Regions from separate parts of the Homo sapiens genome. Here region 1 is linked to region 2. The links are chromatin loops, found by intact Hi-C in ENCODE. Cell type or tissue: Caco-2. All regions are shown on one strand. Links, peaks and the distances in the headings refer to the core of each region. The heading gives the core; the rest is flanking DNA. Region 1 has its middle 130 kb from the start of LINC00433. Region 2 overlaps LOC105370307 (a long non-coding RNA gene).

What was found. Hi-C counts contacts between places; a loop is a spot of excess contacts. Peaks named below come from ENCODE experiments on the same cell type or tissue, not always from the same donor. Only the 100,000 strongest peaks of a DNase experiment are listed, where the experiment ranks them.
Region 1: a loop joins it to region 2, with 8 times the contacts of the local background. A loop is called at or near these places in 2 of 110 quality-filtered maps.

What each region holds. Positions count from the first base shown.
Region 1 is chr13:88,403,717-88,409,113 of GRCh38, reverse strand. No RefSeq gene overlaps it. Among named protein-coding and RNA genes, the nearest start is that of LINC00433, 130 kb to the left of the region's middle. In Caco-2, for the core only: no CTCF peak of the experiment used is centred there; a DNase peak (open chromatin) is centred at 3,163.
Region 2 is chr13:89,063,802-89,069,198 of GRCh38, reverse strand. All of the region lies in intron 2 of LOC105370307 (a long non-coding RNA gene), which reads right to left. Among named protein-coding and RNA genes, the nearest start is that of LINC00440, 170 kb to the left of the region's middle. In Caco-2, for the core only: a CTCF peak has its summit at 2,156; no DNase peak of the experiment used is centred there.

The sequences.
Region 1 (5,397 bases), core at 256-5,255, 660 kb after region 2:
CAGGATTAGGATACTGACCAAATCAAGGACTTGCTAAAACAGGGACAGGGCAGAAGCAGCAGCTTTCTATAAAGATATGCCCACCTGTGTGCCATGTTTGTTTACCATTGCCATGGCAAAACCCAGGAGTGACAATGATCCGATGACCCAGAAGTTATTACGCTTTCCTTAGAAATTTCTGCATAAACTGCCCTTTAATTTGCATGTAATTAAAAGTAGGTTTACATATTTCTGCAGAACTGCCCTGAGCTGGTTCTCTCAGCATACTCACTATGGGGTAGCTGCACTGCTCTGCAGGATCAGTCATGGAGCTATAACACTGCCTGAGCTGTAATACCACTGAAGCTGTAACACTGCCACTTCAGTAAAGCCATTTTCTTCTACCACCAGCTCATTCTTGATATCTATCCTGGGTAAAACAAAGAACCCTTCCAGACTAAGCCCCAGTTTGGGGTTCACCTGCTTTGCATCACCATCAGGAGCTTCAAATTGGCACTGTAGGTATGTCTTTAAAAGGTCTTTCCAATGTCCTATCAAAACAGCAGCCCTAAGTAATTTACTATGAGGCATGAGCAGTAGGTCCCACAATGTCGTATTCTCATTGAAGAGCAGATATTTTGGCCTGTGCAGCATCAGTGTTGTGTGGGATCCCATGATCGTAAAGGACATATTCTCTTAGTCCTTGTATAGTGCTGCTATTCCAGTGTTCTGTAGTCAAAAAGGCAAACTCTTACAAAAAACACAAATTGACCCTGTTCAGAATAAATTACTGCCCTTTAAAAGTTTGAAAAGCCTTACTCTGACAACTTGACACAACTTCCGGTGGATTTCTTTGAGACATGTGTTGGAATTCTATACCTCACAATTTAGATTTTCAGTAATGGGAATAACCACATCAGCCTTGGTGAGAGGAAGACTACGTTGCTGGGCCTACACATAGCTGTACATCTACTTAATTTATAAGCCCACTGCTCAGTCACTGAGAATAGAGGCTGGCTAATATCTATGTGATAAATATTTTTGTCCCCTTGTGGTTAGTGCTTCTTTTTAAGTGTGTGATCTAGGTTATGCATTAATTTGAGATTCAGCCTTTCTCAAACCTTGGTACCATTGTTCCACCCACATGACTATTCCCCAGACTTCCTTATCTCTTTCTTCAAATATTGCTCCTTCCAAGCCCCCAAACCAACAAGCTAAGCTATTAGCCATTCTCCAAGAGTTCATAAATATTCTTATCTCAGACTATATCACTCTTCACCGTGGATGGCCAGGTGCATCTCCTGAACTCTGTTATTTAGAAGATTTCCACTCACCCCTCTTTCAAGGACCTCCATGCTTGGTGGTGGTGTTTTCTGGCAAAGTCATTTTCAGCTCATAAAAATATGCTGAGGTAAACTATACACAAAGTAGGACCTATTTTTCCTCCATCAGCAGATTCTAAAGAAATCCCTTCGGCACATAAATGTAAGCTAAAGGAGCATCATTACTTGAGTAGATGTTTATGACCTGAGGCACTGGCTATCTAGTACCATAACTTTCTATGTCCTTGGCACCTAATAGTCTTTACTCCAGGTTGACCATTGCTATTACCTGGTAGACAGCTTCTGTGCCTACTCAAAGTTTGCAGATGACATATGGTTGTTTGTTGCAAACAGCACAGTTTTGTTCTTGAATCCTAGGTTCGTGTCCTACAACTCGCTATAGAGCTTTCAGTTTCCAAATGGCACACAATTTACCACTGTTATCTCCAGTAGCACAACTGAATATATGAGGTCTCATAGAACAAAAAGAATATGCGATTGTACCCACTCACCACTGACAGCCTTCAATTTATCCAATAATTATTCAGAGAAGTACTTCCCAAAGTAGGCCAAAATCCAAACTGGCTTACCAAGCACAGAGTGGTGGTGTAGGAACTCCAGTATACAAAGACTTTTCTTTCAGCCTGGAGGATATATCTTGTCATCCTCCTCATTCCTAGAATCTTAAAAGTTTATACATTATGGAAATCACTAATGTTTTCTAGAGTTTATTTTCCACCCTCAGGATTTTATCTTAGAAAGACATCTAGAATTTTACCACTATGTGCTCTTCATGTCTAATGGACACAATATAACCAATATATTTATGTGGTGTATATACATTTCAAGGTCCTTTTGGAATATATTTTAGTAGAGGGCAGAAGAATAAGTATAGCCTTAGAACAATACCTTAAATTTGTAGTATTGTCCAAAATGAGTGAATGTTTTTGTCCTCATACATTTTTAAAAGAATACCTATACCAAATCCATAACATATAACCTATCAGGGCACAGAGAGTATTGATTAAGATTGCAGAGGTATACCATCATCTACAATAAGCTGTTTTTTCCAGGGGCTAGAATGTCAAATAAATGAAGACATGACGAGCACAAATAACCCTTTATCTTTGTGCCAGTGAAAGTGGTTTTGATCTCTGCCTTGCTTCTCAATATATGTCACTGCTTTTAATTTAAAATCTTGAGAAGTGGCAATAATTGAAATTAATGCATTTTACAGGTTATATATATATATATATATATATCCATTTTGAATTTATACTGAGCCACTGCTAACTAGCTACCTTGGATGTACTGGAACCAATGAGAAACAAACTTTGGCCAGGCTTCTGCTTACTATCTGTCTTCTGTATACCTCTGCACAAATGACAATCCATAGTATCAATGTAACTTTGACAAAATGTCAAATATCTCTTATAGAATTTGTGTATTTCTCTTTCCCCAGTCTACAGTTACTTAGGTGAATGATCACACATTTGGAGAAGGAATGGAGGGATTATTAGTGCATATATTTTCTGTGTCATGGTATGATTCTTCAAGAAATATTAGTCTTTTCAACTGATTATCTCCGGTCTGAGGAATATCTCAGATACTATATAAGATATTGTGATTTTTTTTCAGTGGAGCAGCTGATAGCCTTGTAAATCATTCTCTTTTTAATATCAAATGTATCATTAGACATTTTTGACTATTAATTAATTTTTCACAAGGACCACTATAATCAATTGGCCACTGTCATAATTCTCTTTAGGTCATGTCCCATGCTTTCCATTTGATCCCAGAGTCTGTTAAGGTGATTATCTCTGTCATACATCTAGTGGTTTAGTGCTGCCACCTGACCGCCACTTTTCCAGCAGCGTTTTATCTACTCTACTGATAAGGAGACCAGATTAATAAAAACATGTCTTAACAGCTCCCCTGGTTTACTTAGACACTGGTGATTTGCCGAAGCTTAAATATTACCCTTCTTTCTAGTTCTGCTCGCCTTATGATCAAAGCCTCTAAGTATTGGAGATAAAGGTCTCTGATCCCATGAAGACAAGCTGAAATGCTCACCATGCCATGAGTTGGTAAACAGTTGGCTCGATAGCTCTGTTTTCCTCCAGGGCACCGGTGGAACTTAGCAAAACCAACAAATGCAAAATCTTTTATTTTTTAGACCTCAAGGGAAAAAATAAATTTGCAATTTTAAAAAAATTGCTTTGAGACAGGATCTTGCTCTGTTGCAAGTGCAGTGGCATGATCACAGCTCACTGCAGCCTTGACCTCCCAGGCTTAAGGGATTCTTCCCCCTCAGCCTCCCAAGTAGCTGAGATAATGGGTGTGTACCACCACACCTGGCTAATTTTTATTTTATTTTATTTTATTTTATTTTATTTTATTTTATTTTATTTTAACAGAGACAAGTTCTCACCATGTTGCTCAGGCTGGTCTTGAACCAGCCCGATCCTCTTGCCTCAGTCTCTCAAAGTGCTGAGATTACAGGCATAAGCCACTGTGCCCAGCTTCATTATGTCTTAAATTACTATTTTTCCCCATATCTGTTTAGTGGTAGATATTTTTTAGAAACTATTAGGTTTCCTTCAATGTGAATCACATCCCAATTACCTACAGGCTTTCTTAGCTACAATAATGCTACCATATAGCATGAATAATTAATACTCTACTTTTATGGACGCCGTGGCCCCTTTTGTTATCTGGCCAAAGAAGACTCAACTCGAGAATTCTATCCTGAGACTCTGCTACCTAGAACCACATTGGAAACCAGATGTCTCAGTTTGGATTTCCTAGAAGCAAACGCTGAAACAAGAATTTAAGCAGAAGTGCATAGGAAATATTCCAGGAGGTAGGTGGGGTGCTGTGAGAGTGAGAAAGTGAGAAAGTAAGAATCTAAGGAGCTCAGGCAAAGGCACAATATCAAGCAAGTTTCCACAGGTGGTAACTTTGATTAAATGAAGCTTTGGAGTTTTGGAGATAATATAGATCTTACATAAGTTGTGGTAATCAGGAACAAGAAAGCCAGAAGATTTATACCTCATCGCCTATCTATTATTGTCTACGGGATACCTATTGGGAGACATGAATTCCCTGTCACCGAAGGTTCTTAGTACACAGATGAGGGGCGTAATGCGATATGGAAGGCTAGGGCAAGGGTCTGGTAAGGAGATGCAAGTTCCGGCTGTTGGAAGTGAAAGCACACCAGAAGTCCATGTGCATGAAAATGAGAAAGGCATCAGAGTAATCATCGGTGGAATATTGACAATATCTGAAAACAACACTTAAATGTTTACGTATTTGTGAATATTTTTTAAATGCTAGGAGTTTAAATAGGATATAACAATATTTTTAGTGGCTACAACTTATTACTAATTTTCTGTGCTTTGAGATAAAATTATTTTTAGAAGGCCAGCAGAGGGGACAGCTTACATACTTACAATTATGTATTAGTTGAAATACTCTGATATTATTTTGTTTGCCTTTCATATTATCCTTGTGTCAATCCTTGTATTATTATTATCCTTGTATCCTTTGCATTCCAACAACAGTTGTACAGTTTACGTAACCCTGATAAATCATTAAAATTATGATTTTCCCCCAAGCTGATGTTAGGTGGTCCATAAAACATCCCCTCTCCAGAGGTCCTGCATTGTGTATTAGTCCATCTGAAATATTAGTATTACATATTTTTATGGTGCCCATTATCAAAATAAGGTAATAGTTACATTTCAGATAGATTAGAGCATAAGAAGATATACTTTTGATAAATGAATAATTATTGCAATTAAAAATAATTACATAAAAAATTAAAATTTGGCCTATAATGAAGCATAGTGTCCCTACTAGAATAATACTGGATGTATTCGCTTGCCCTACTTGTGAAGGTGTGTGTTTATCATTGGGCTAGAGGATGAGGCCAGCCTAAATCTGAAGTGAAATGAAAATGTGAAACTCATTCCCCTCTCCAGAGGTTTCTTCATGTGGCTAATGAAAAGAAATTTTAAAGTAAAATTTTAAAGTAATTATCAAGTATGCATACACTTACTGCAATAAACTCTACTTTTCCTGAAAGTTTATTGTT
Region 2 (5,397 bases), core at 127-5,126:
AACCCCAGATTAACAGGTCTTGATGACTTCAATTCCTTAGATTTTTCTAGGATTTAGCCCTAGAAGTGGATCTGAAATCTATATAATTAACATATTTCTTCAAGAAATATGCTATCAAGCACATTTCAGGAAATATTTTGGATTCCAGTTTAAAAGTATATCTTAAATTCATCTATTTTTTTCAAGCTTCACTAGCCTAGTTTATGCTGCCTTGTTTTGGGGGTGCTTTCACAGTCACCGAACAAGTTTCTCTGCTCTTCTGGTTGCCTAACTGTAATAAATTCTTCACATGTTAATCTGGGTTACTATTTTGTGATGTAAATTATATTATGCCATTTTCTTTAATACCCATCTTTGGTTTTCAAGTGTAAAATCTTTCCATAGCTTCAAAACTTTCTAAGTAATATTATTTGCTTACCTTTTCAAATAACATATCACCTTCTCCATCTGTGACAGATTGAATTATTATTTCAGTTTATTGTTCTCTTTTTTCTTTATAAAAAAATAACTTCACTACCCCAATATTGAGCTTGGTTTTGTGTGTTAGCTTCAGTTGGAGGAAGGAGAGATATGATGTACACCGCATCCCAGTGAAGTTTAAATAGGTTTTCAAATGGGATTACCTGGTTCAGGTTAGTCTTTTCTTTCTTCTTTGGTCAGGAGAACATCATCTCTCACTTAGTGTCGACACCTTCAGTGAGGGTTCCAAAATGGGAAGAGATGGGTATCATAGCATAGGCTACAGTAGGCCTCTATCTTGGATCAGACATACAATTGACCTAGTTTCTACATTTAATCTATATTTAATCCTACAAGTAATTTTCATTGTTTTAAAAAACTGAGAGTTTAGAACTGTAACTTCAGCGAAGTCAACCAAAGCGCCCTCTTATATTCCAATCTCACTGGTCCTCTGTCACTTCTTACCAAATTCTCATCTGCTTCCCATCCTTAGGCCATCGTTTGAGTGTCTGCCTTTGCCTAATTCACTCATTAGACTTCAGATTCTTAAAGTCTCAGAATTAAATATAACTTCTCAGAGGTAACAAAACATTACATTACCATGTTCATTTACTTCAAACACTAACAATATTTGACAAGTTAAAAATATTTAATTGTTTCATTTACTATCTCCTCTGTGACATAGGGCAAATAATGTGTCTGCTTGCCTTTTGAAGCCTCACAGGTAGGAGACACTTAGGATGTATATGTTAAAATAATGAATAAGACCTTGGACATTTCCCACTTCTCAGTATGGTTCTAGGGAACTTTATAATAATAATAATCACAGTGATGCTTCTGAGAAAATAAGTAACCTCTTTCCTTTTCTCCATCGACTATCAGCTACAGACATTTCCTATTACATTTTGTATTATGCTGAATTTCAGCATTTTGAACTTTTTCTATTTTGGGTGTCAAAAAGTGAATATTCTCCAAGACTACCCTAACCAGGTTAACATTTTTGGAAAATTGCCATTCATCTGTAAATCTTAATGAAAAATTATTTCTCTTACATATTTTGGGCATGGATTGTCCTAGTGAAAACAAATCCATCACCTGCAATTGTGGAAGTTTCTCCACTATTCATCTTTGCTATTTTACCCTCGTGTTCCTCTTGAATGATAATCAAACTTTTTTCTACCACTGACCTCTGATACTCTCCACTTTTGATCTAGTGATAAATTGCCTTCCAGATTCTGATAAACTGCTCCTTAGGTAAAGTTGCAGCATAAAAGTTGCAAACTCTGATACTAAGAAAGCTCTTTCTTTTACAGAACTGACTCCTTCCTTACAAAATGCACAATCATATCAGGGAGTAGTCGATTAGGGCGATTCCCAACGTCAGTCACACAATGTAGAAGCCGTTGTTTCTTTTGACAGTCAAACCTGGTTCAACTTTCACCAGAACTTCTTAAGAACATGTACTTGTCAGTATTTGCTTGCACTCCGATTGTTAATAAACTTCCACTTCTTCTTTCATAGGGTTCTTAGATATCTCACACGTCACATAAAGTAGCTACATATCCATTTAACATGTTCTTAACATTGCTTAAGCGTAAATACATTTATTTTCTGAGCCTTTCCTAGTAGAAACCTTGTCCACTAGGAATAATCATAATACCTCTAGGCGGCAGTGTTGCCTAACACCATGAAGTCAGAAGGGAACCTCAGTTCTGACCCAAGCAGGAAGTTTTATCGTAACTTGTGAGTAGGCTGTATTTAGTAGGTTCAAAAATATTTAAATGCCAATGATTGCAAATATCAAATTAAGACTACCTGATCATAGCATATGTTAGTGAGAATCATTAACTCAGAGAAATGTGAATACAAATTTCTCATTATTAAATTTTTATGATTTCTCAATATCTAATGCATAGCTACACTAAACTTATGACTAGTTTTGGCTGAAGGTTTGTGGATCTTAGATAATAATGTTTGTTCTTTCTAAAATATTCTCTTTTGCTCAGAATATTTAAAATTTTCTTATTTTTATAAAACAATTATTTATTATTTATATAAAATATTTTCAAAACACAAAATTCTTATTTCAATTTTTATAGTCTTTAATAAAATCTCTCATACACAAATATGTATATTCTTGGGGAAAAAAACAAATATTCTAATGTGCTTTTCAATCAAATATTTCCATTAGGTAAATTGGTAAATTACCTTACATCTCAAATAATATAAAGGTCTCTTTTACACAAAATATATCATGAGTTTATACAATCATGCTGTTAATTCATTTATATGTGTATGTATTTAATTTTTAGTCTGATTTTTTAAAGAAAATTGCATAACAGTATTTTTAAAGGAGACAGTTTTTAAACGTAATAAAACTAAATTAAAATACATAATGATATGTCTGACAAAAAAATCAAAAAACAGAAAAATATTGACTCTGGCCTTCACACTCCAAATGGAATTGCCTCTCTTACCTATAGCCTATTCCAGGCTGAATTTATTTATTTTAGATTATCTAGTCTAGAGAAAAAAATCCAAAATAAGATAAATTACTGACTTCCTTATTTTATCATAGTGATGTTCCTGAAAGTTCTCTTCAGTACAGTTTCTGCTATTGTCTGTCTCTGAGTCTGTTTCTGAGGAAACCTGCCCTGGAGTATCTAAGAATGACTTAAATGGATGAAGCAAGTACTTATGCAAGTCAGTTCCTCAACATCAAAACAAAAACAAACAAAAATCCTTTTCCTTTTTTGTCTAGCTTAATGGATGAGGGGATCCTTTCGAATTTTTTATATTGTACATTGTATTGATAGTAACTAACTCAGTAACTAGAAAAATAGTAGAAGTATAATAAACATGCCTTAGATTAATATATATTTTGCATCTAGCTGTATTTCAAATAATATTAATGTAAATACTATTTTTTAATTCAGACTCAGAAATACTCAAGAATATAGCAAAAGTGAATTAATTTTTAACATTACTTATATTAACAGCCCTTCTCTAATTAATGAATGAAAACATTATCAATATTTTGAATATTTCCATTTCACATTTATCCAAATTTGTCAATTTTATAAAAATGTAGCCCCCCCAACTCCACTTATTTTTTTGCTTGTTTATCTTTTTAAAGGATAGGACATGTCCTCCATTGGGCCCTGGTGCTACTTTTCTAGATAACGTTTGGCAAGAAGTTTTATGATCATTAATATTATTTTCTAAGTAGACACTCCTTTTGTCTTAAATGTTATGAGATCTTTCTTGACACAGGGTCTTAAAATTATCCTGTATGTTATGATAGTTCATGTAACATAAGAGTTTGATTGATTCATGTAATCTGATGTTTCCAAGACTTGACTGATAATCAGAATTACTTGAAGAACTTTTGAAAAAACACATACTTCCTGGCCTGATAAAAAAAAATATGTGAGTACTTTTTCGATATTCAATTGTTATTGATTTAAGAATCTGTTTTTTAAAACATCTCCATGATGATTCAAATGTACAAACATATCTGGCAATAAAAAAATTGTAACTGTGAAGCTCTGTTATATAATACCGGTGAAAATCGTGGAAATTGAAGTTTCCCCAAGTTTTTAAGAAACACTTGGGTCTTCAGTAATTTTTTCTCTCAACTACAGTGAGACATTTCTATAACATATTAAATTTCATTGTCTGGTTTAGATTAAGCTATTTGACAAATGAAAATAAGTCGATAATATCATTTGGAAAATCAAATATATTTGTAGGCATAGATAAAGCTATGTTAGAAACTAAAAGTAAACGCGTGATTGTCTCTGAATTTATTTAATTATGCTCATATTTCACAGTTTCAAAACAGCCATCTGTTTATTTGATGCAGCAAGGAAAAGAATGTTTATTCTAACAACTTGCATACTATCAAAATAAAAAGACACACTAGAATAGAATAACTATTCTAGAATAACTATTCTAAGAAGATGCACTAGAATAGAACTATCTACAAATTAAATGGCATGCATTCAAACTGTGAGTAGGATAAAATGAAGATAAAAGGGATAAAATTAAAAAGATAAAAGGGAACATCAGATGATATATGATGATACATATCTGTGTGGTCTTTGGTTAATGAATTAACAAGATAAGGCAAAATGATAATAGTTTGTAGAATGACATGTTCTCATCATGTAGTCCATGCTGTAGGATAATACACAAGACTCCCAGCTCCCAGACCAAATTACTATTCCCCTAGCCAAGAGAACTGTTAGCTGTCAATGACTCACAGTCGAGTATCTCTCGGATATTTCAATCAGCTGAAAGGGCAGTGTGTATCTAATGATTAGTTATTAAAAGGTTTCGAAGGCCAGCCCCTTTTCTCATCTATGAGAACTCTTTTTGGTGAGACAATTCCTCATGGCAGTCCATCTCATTTGCACATCTTGCAAACAGAGGCATTAACTAGCTAAAGATATGTGCACATTGAACTAACTTGGAAGATAGAGATAGGACAATTTTCTGTGAAAAAAGGGAAGGTTTATTTAAAGTCTTGGAAGATAGAGATAGTATCTCCTTCACTAGCAATGTACAGGCATATTTATTGCCAGTATATAAGATTTTATTTCCTTAAGTTCAACTTACTTCATATGCAGCCATCCATCTTTTTCTAATGCATTGCCCCATGGAACTTGGCAAGGAAAACTGACACAAGTATTCCAGTGCTCATAACGTTCATTGTGAATAGCAAAATGCTTGTTCTCTGACCAAGGAGTCTCATGTCTCTGCCAGCCTCAATAAAACTGTAAGGGAATAACTTGTTAGCTTGCAAATACAGTAAAATCTCAGACTCTTCACCATTCTTGATAATCTGAAGATCTGTCCCAGCTCCAGATCTCCCTGTGGGATGAACTGTGACTTGTGTTGCAATCTCACTCTATATAAACTTTTTTACTCTGCCCA